3 separate regions of the Homo sapiens genome follow, and regions 2 and 3 are each linked to region 1. A link is an interaction called in ENCODE POLR2A ChIA-PET data of the cell type or tissue named here. Cell type or tissue: HepG2. All regions are shown on one strand.

The links. Peaks named below come from ENCODE experiments on the same cell type or tissue, not always from the same donor. Only the 100,000 strongest peaks of a DNase experiment are listed, where the experiment ranks them.
Region 2: POLR2A ChIA-PET joins it to region 1 with 19 read pairs; 19 of 35 experiments call an interaction of 5 or more read pairs at or near these places.
Region 3: POLR2A ChIA-PET joins it to region 1 with 15 read pairs; 6 of 35 experiments call an interaction of 5 or more read pairs at or near these places.

What each region holds. Positions count from the first base shown.
Region 1 is chr3:56,988,577-56,991,076 of GRCh38, reverse strand. It overlaps a transcript of ARHGEF3 not described here. Among named protein-coding and RNA genes, the nearest start is that of ARHGEF3-AS1, 50 kb to the right of the region's middle. In HepG2, a CTCF peak has its summit at 2,013 (motif pointing right); DNase peaks (open chromatin) are centred at 326, 1,176 and 1,996; H3K4me3 peaks cover 1,840 bases.
Region 2 is chr3:56,817,634-56,820,133 of GRCh38, reverse strand. It overlaps a transcript of ARHGEF3 not described here. Among named protein-coding and RNA genes, the nearest start is that of ARHGEF3, 17 kb to the right of the region's middle. In HepG2, no CTCF peak of the experiment used is centred here; DNase peaks (open chromatin) are centred at 883, 1,333 and 1,783; H3K4me3 peaks cover 865 bases.
Region 3 is chr3:56,782,281-56,784,780 of GRCh38, reverse strand. The region is part of intron 1 of ARHGEF3 (Rho guanine nucleotide exchange factor 3); the gene reads left to right. Among named protein-coding and RNA genes, the nearest start is that of ARHGEF3, 18 kb to the left of the region's middle. RefSeq lists an enhancer at 578-977. In HepG2, no CTCF peak of the experiment used is centred here; DNase peaks (open chromatin) are centred at 960 and 2,330.

The sequences.
Region 1 (2,500 bases):
ATCTAGCAGTGAGAACTAGGTTATCAAGCAGGAACTGGGTCTTAAGAACAAGGGAGAATTCGGTGATTAGGACAAAGGGAGGGGAAGGAAAGGGACTGTTATTTGTGGCTTCACCCACAGTGTGCAATTCATTGTGCAAAGCTGAGTGTACACGGCTCATCTCACGCTCACCCCTCACCTGACCCCTTAGGCAGGATTATTGTTCCTCTGGTTCAGAGGCAGAGAGCCTCACAGATAGAGCTGGGGTTGTGGAGATGTTGAATTTAAGCTCTGCCATTCATGAGCTGGGTGACCCTTAGCAAGTTACTGGCTGTCTCCGCCTGTTTTTTTACCTATAAAATTGTAATGTAATCTAAGCAAATAGCAAAGTCCACAATCCTCCAGACTTAGGCTTTGGTTACATTCAGAGATTTGAAATCCATTAGCTAACAATAAAGGCAGTTCTTTTTATTTGTGTCTCTCAAAGAATAGTCAAGGGGGATCCATTTTATAACCAATACCAACTCTTTTAGGAAACTACTCTCAGGTAGTGGCATGATCTCAGCTCACTGCAACCTCTGCCTCCCGGGTTCAAGTGATTCTCCTGCCTCAGCCTCCCGAGTGTATCTGGGATTACACGTGCACGTCACCACGCCCAAGTAATTTTTGTATTTTTAGTGGAGACAGAGTTTCACCATATTGGCCAGGCTGGTCTCGAACTCTTGACCTCAAGTGATCCATCTGCCTTGGCCTCCCAAAGTCGTGGGATTACAGGCGTGAGCCATGGCCCAGCCACCTTGCAGGTGTTCTGAAACCTCTCTTGCCCTTCCCTGGACTCTGCTAAAGTTCTCCTTCCATTTGCTTTGCCCCAGAAGACTTTCCTCTTCTACCCCACCTCTGGTATTCTCTTTTCTCTCTCTGTCCTTGTTTCTCTCCCCTCTGATTAATGCACTTTGCATATGGAAACTGATGAACTCAGACTGCATAATGGAGGGAAGAAGATGGTAGATGGGGCAGAGCCTTTCCTTATCTGGGTAGCGAAGCTGGGAAGCTGGGTAGCGAAGCTGGGTAGCGTCATTGTTTTAAATAATTCTTGCCCTTGATTCGGGGAGATCAGCTCCCTCACAGTCCCATAGCGTGGTCATGAGGATTACTTTGAAGTTTCTGGCAGTTAGTGGACCTTTGGTAAATAGCGGCTCCCATTATTGTTCCAGAGGAGGAAAGTCAAGTTCACAATGGGGACATCTTGCAGCTGTGAAGTGATGAAGGGGTTTGAAGCTCAGCCAGGTTGGCTCCCGTGCGTAAAGTCTGAGTGAGCAGAAAGCCAGGAGAGTTAGAACTCACTGATGAAGTCAGGGTTGTTCCTAGGGAGTGGGGCAGGGGTGGTGCTGGGGCTGGAATCCACGAGGGCCCCAGCTGTGGGGAGGCAGCAGCCTTACTAGAGGCCAGATGAGTGCTGTCCTGGGCTTGAGTCTGGGCGTGTGTCACAGGCTGGATGATTCTAGAGCAACCCATCCAGCGCCAGCTCTCAGCCACTGTGATTGCTCAGCCACCAGGAGCCCCCTGCCCCCTGGGCACAGACCTGCTGGGGTTTTCTGCAAGGAAGCAGCAGTTTTGGCTCGGAGTGTCTCTCTGTACACTTTGGAGTCTAGTCAAGAGGACAGCCTCTTAAAATGGAAATGGGGCACTGCTGTGGGCCACCTGTGGACACTTGATTGCTCTCCCCAAGTTACTTGTATTCTCTGAGGCAGATGTCACGCTACAGCATCCACAGGGCCATTTCTAGTGCACCAGCAAAAAAAAAACGCAAGCGAGGAGTGGAATAAAATGCTCCTTGACCTTGTCCTTTCTTTCATCTCTTATCCTTTTAGGAAAAGAAGACTTTTTGTTTTCAGTTCAGATTTTAAAAAAGAACTAAATAGGGTACTTGAGACTTGCCACCCGGCAGCGGAGCTGGAGCCCTCCGGGAGGCATGGACGAAGTAATCAACTGAAGTTTTCTAATACCGGCCAGCAGAGGGCACTCTTCACTCACAATCGGTGCTGTCTTTCTCCTTGGAAACGTTCAGTGGCTGCAGGAGCCCTGGAAAAAATTGTCTTCCAGCTATTTGTAATTTAACTTTGAGTCCTCAAGAGGGTACCTTCCCCTTTTAGAGTTGCAGTGTTGGTGCTATTATTTTAACACCCGCATCTGCTGTTGTCTGGGCATCAAAGTCTAGAAAAGTCATGAGGGAGATGCATTCTCCAAGGTTCTGAGCACAAGATTCAGACAGAAACGGGGCCAGATGGGCACATACTGTTGCATAAACACCAATTAATTAATACTGGGCTCCAGATGAGCCCAGCCTGCCAAACTCGTGAGCTTCACACCTCCATGGTCTGGGCCCTGCCTCCCTTTGGTACAAAAATTAAAGAGACAGTTGCAAAAACCAGAGCATTCACTGGCCAGTCCTAGTAGGGAACAACACTGGGACATGCAGGGCACTGTGCTTCCCATGGGGACACTTTAATTCTTTCCTGTG
Region 2 (2,500 bases), 170 kb after region 1:
GGAATAAATGATGACATTAGCTTAGGCTGAGTGCAGTGGCTCACCCCTGTAATCCCAACATTTTGGGAGGTCAAGGGGAGAGGATCACTTGAACCCAGGAGTTTGAGACCAACCTGGGCAACATAGTGAAACCCCATGTCTACAAAAACTAAAAAAATTAGCTGGGTATGGTGGTGCACGCCTGTAGTCCCAGCTACTTGGGAAGCTGAGATGGAAGGAATGCTTGAGCCCAGGAGGTCCAGGCTGTAGTGAGCCACAACTGTGCCACTGACCTCCAGCCTGGATGACAAAATGAGAAAAAAAAAAAAAGTTGCACCAGATGCAGTGGCTCATGCCTATAATCCCAGCACTCTGGGAGGCTAAGGCAGGAGGATTGTTTGAGCCCAGGAGTTCAAGACCAGCCTAGGCAACGTAGTAAGACCCCCATTTCTACAAAAAATAAATAAGTAAATAAAAATTAGCCAGGCATGGTGGTGCACCTGTAGTCCCAGCTACTCAGGAGGCTGAGATGGGAGGATCACTTGAGCCCAGGAGGTCAAGGCTGCAGTGAGCCACGATTGCACCACTGCACTCCAGCTTGGGAGACAGAGCTAGACTCTGTCTTTAAAAAAAAAAAAAAAAACTGCCACCTGGTAGAACATGGTTAATTAAGTGGTAGTAATAAGAATTGTTAGAACTCAAAAGAATAAACTAGCTCCACAGGGCTGGGTTGACCTGGGAAAGCTTCTCAGAAGAAAAACTTGGTCTGAGACTTGAATAATGAATGGTATTTTAAAACATGGAGAAGGATGAGGGAGGGACTATTCTGGACCTGAGTTCAAAGATACACAAAGCTTTTTAAATGTCAACCAATTGGTCCTCTTATGTTGACAGCCCTTGATACATACCTTCTGTGCCTTTTCCTTTCTTTTGTTCTTTAATTCATTCAACAAATATTTATTGAGTGCCTATTATGAGTCAACCTTTTTGTGGCCCAGGGAATATGTTCATGAGGCAGCCTAGTTTTATGGTAAAAACATCAGCTGGGAATCAGAAGACTTTAGTCTTCTCTTAAGTCCTGTTTTTAGAATACAAGTATAAAAAAATTCTTTAAGTTTATTGTTGCTGTCAGTATCTCTAGATGGAGACTTTGGCAGCTCAGACAGAGGATGTAGCATACTGTCACCTTTCCTGGGAAGAAAGGACTTCTGCTGTTTGAATGAAATAGTTTTTTTCGTTACCTTCTTTCCTCTCTCTTTATTCTTTCTTGTGGGAGCACTTTATCCTTTGAGCTCCAAAAACAAAGCTGGAAACCCATGAAACAATATTTGCCACGACCCTGGGCAAAGATACAAATGAAAACAAGCAGAATTCTTTATCAGCCAGACAGTTCACCTTTGTTCATATTCCAAGCGCGTAGGATGGCAGCAGGGGGTGCAGGGGGAGGTTTACCTGTGGTTATCCTGCTGAAAGAGGTATGCTCATTCTCACGAAAAAGAATTGATCTTGAGACTGAAAATGGCTTATGGCAGGGTGGGTGGCTGAGAACAAAAGCAATTGTTAGCATTTTTGAGATATTCATACATCTTGAGCAGCAGCTCAACTTCTATCAGTTTGATCCAGGTCTTTTTTCCTTTGAATTCAGTTCTATCAGCATCTATAGAGTGCTTGCTGTATGCAATACTAGTCATTTCAAGAGGAGGAATTTAGCTTCCTTTCCCATTATCTCCACCAGCCCCCTCACTCCAGAAGCACCTCAAATAAGCTTACCAGCTAAGCATGTACACTGTAGTCGCTGTGCAAACATAGCTTTGAGATGGCCACCCTGCCACCTCCCACATGACTCCCTGAAGTCCTTTTCTTCTTTGTCCTCTCCTGTCACATAAAATTCAGAATTTTCAGGAGAATTTCAGAATTTTCAGTAGAGTTTCAGAATTTTCAAGATAGAAGGGAACTGAGGGTCACCCAGTTCTGTTTGGTAACAAATGTGTTCCACTTCTTCCCCTAGCCAGAGTCCCAGGACAGAGGGTTAGCTCATTATGTCTTTGGCTCCTCTTTTATCCCTAACCTCTCGGGTATAAAATGTAAGTGATTAATGTTCCACAAGACTTGGACTGAAAAACTTTAATCCAGTACATTCTGTTTGATCAAAACAGGGTCCAGGAAAGTTAAATGACTTGTCCATAGCTGCCACAGTCTGTGGGTAAACAGGGACCAAAACCCAAGGCCACTTGATCCCCCATGCGTGGCCTTCCTATAAAGCCACTTGCCCATGGTGTGGACATGATTGCCCTGTGGGTACGGGGCATGCTGGGGCCAATGACACGCTATCTTTGGGGAAGGGTGTAGCTTTGTGGTTAAGACCATCAACGTTCTGGCAGACTAAGTAAGTTCTGGCATGGCTATTTAGTAGCTGTGTGATCTTGAGCAAGTTACTTATCTTCTCTGAGCCTCCATGCCCTCATTTATACAACAGGGCAGTACCCTCTTCAGCAGGTTGTGAGGATTCAGTAAGGTAATA
Region 3 (2,500 bases), 210 kb after region 1:
CAAAGAATCAATGCACTCTTTGGGCCAGAGTGATAAGAACTTTGTCACTTGCTGCAGAGGCATTCAGATTATTCCTAAGCTCTGAGAGAGCCCAGAAAATGTCCTTAAAGAAGCAGGAATGGAACTCCAGTGGCATCCTTTTCCTCCTTCTCCAACCCCACCCAAGGGGAAGCGAGGGAATCCCTTTTACAGTGATAAACAAATGCAGAACATATATTCCACCCAAAGGTTTCCAAGAAGTCAGTAGGAAATGACTGACTCCGGAACCCCAAAGTCACAGAGACTGTCCTCTGGACCCCGTGGCTGTGACCAGGAGATCTTTTCTACCTCTGGGTGCCTCGTTGTGTGACCAGGAGACCTTTTCTACCTCTGGGTGCCTTGTTGGCATCATCCAACCAGGGATGTCCAGCCCCATTTTCCAGACCGGCGGATGGGTGTGGCATTATAGGCACGTTATTTCTGTGGCATTCTTGCCAAAAATGCATAACCTGATGTGAGAAAACATCCTCCGGGCCCATGGCTGGCCTTCCCATAAGGGCCACAGAGACTTGATGCTGCTGGCAACTCTCCTAATTTTTAAGGAGGTTGAACTCTTTAAAGTTCTCCAGCTCTGAGCATCTGGCCCTTTCTGCCTCAGAAGGCAGATGTGGAGCCAGGGACCGCAGAGAGAGCTAAATATTTGGCTTCCTCTTTCTCTGAAGGTCTGTAGCATCATGTCTGGGCATGACCAAGATGAGTTTCAGGCAGTGGGGGCTGGTGTTTGCTAAAAGGAACTTAACAGGGGTGTGGGTGTGCAGTTCTCCCTCTGCCCAAGGTTAAGTAATAGTAACATCCTGTGTAAAGAGAATTGAATGTGGTTTTCTGCTAAACTTCAATGTTTTAGGGCTGTTTATTAGATGTGTTTAATCTTGGGCCAATTTAACCAGTAGCAGACTAATAAAATAACAGATTTGGGCTTGCTGCCAGGACAAATGTTGACTTACCCTTATAATGTTGACTAAAACGAGTAACTTTGAAAGTTATTGCAGAGTGAAACCTTAGCCAGAAATACAGCGTCTGAAACAGTGGTTTTGTTTTATTTTACTGGCTCTGCTTAGAGATTATGTTTGTAACCTAGGCTGCTGCCTGCTTCACCTCTCAGAGTCCTGTATTTTACTGAATTATTTCCCAAGGCTCTTTTTTTCAGCCCATAAACCTTCACTCAGCAAAAATGAATTTCCCCATGGCAGGCAAGTAGGAGAGGTTACTTTTCCAATGTGGGGGCAAAAACTCAGTGGTACCAAGAAGAATGAAGGTAATGACTTGCTTGAGTCTTCTCTCAGAAACAAAATGGTATGCCATGAACATTCACCCTCTCCAAATTTGTAGTAAAATTAATTGCTTCTCCCGGGTGTACCGGAAGAAATCCATCTCGCTTGCCGCCTACCCCCACCTTTCCTTCATTTTGCCATGCAGTTTATTACAAACACTAGAGAGCTATAGTATTTTGCTACCATGTGTTTTGGACTTGAAGGAAACAGGGGAGGCCAGGAGGAAATGAAGCTAGGAGGACTACAGAAATTGTCATAAAGTGTGATTTCTTTCTACCCCTGTTTTTTTAATTTGTGTTTTATAGGAAGCTGGTTTGGGCAGGGCCTCTGAGCATGGTTTCAGAGGCTCCTGCCAGCATTGTGTGAGCTCAGCCAACTGCCAACTGTCCTCCTTATACCTCTCCCTTATTCAAGGCTCCCCCGAAAGCAACCACCTCACAGGGAGACTTTGGCCAAGAAGCCATAGGTGCTGAATCTGCTTTTGGTGCTGACTGGCTCAGGCAGACAGAGCTTGATATACAGAGAATAAACGTCATCCCTCTAACATTAATATGTTCAGTTTTATGTACCTGAGAGTTGATGGTTTAATTTGTGGGTTTGCCCAGACTCTCTTGCGACTTCTCTCATCATCTGCTCTTTAGCACTTCCATGAGACGGGGCAAGAGATTGTTGGAGTCTCAATCCAGCAGCCCGAAAGCCTGTCTGCAGCTTGGGTTTGAGACTGAACTAACTCAGGGTGTTTTGTGGATTTTAGTTATCCAGGCTGTCCCTGTTCCCTCATTAACAAAAACAAAACAAACCCCAGCTTTTTTTTTTTTTTTAAGAAGGAAATTGGGATCTTTTCCTCATAGCACCTTATCTTAATATGGAGGAAAGAGTTGAGCCATTTTATCAAAAAGGAAATCAAATCCCCCTTGGATGCCTAATGTGAGGCAACTGGCAACCAAACTCACGGCCGGAGAAAACAAACACAAGAATGTGGCTTCCATGTTTGAGATTAGCCAAGACAAAGATAGCAGGGATGCCTCCCGGAACAGTTCCTGGTGGTTTGTCAAAGTCCACAAAGCTTGCAGTCCCTTTGTTGAAATCACTGATAAGCATACAAGAGGAAAATTATAGTTCTGAGTTTGAAGACCTTTTCTCACCTTGGGGGTTAAAAACCAATAATTCTGAAACACATTTGGCCTAAT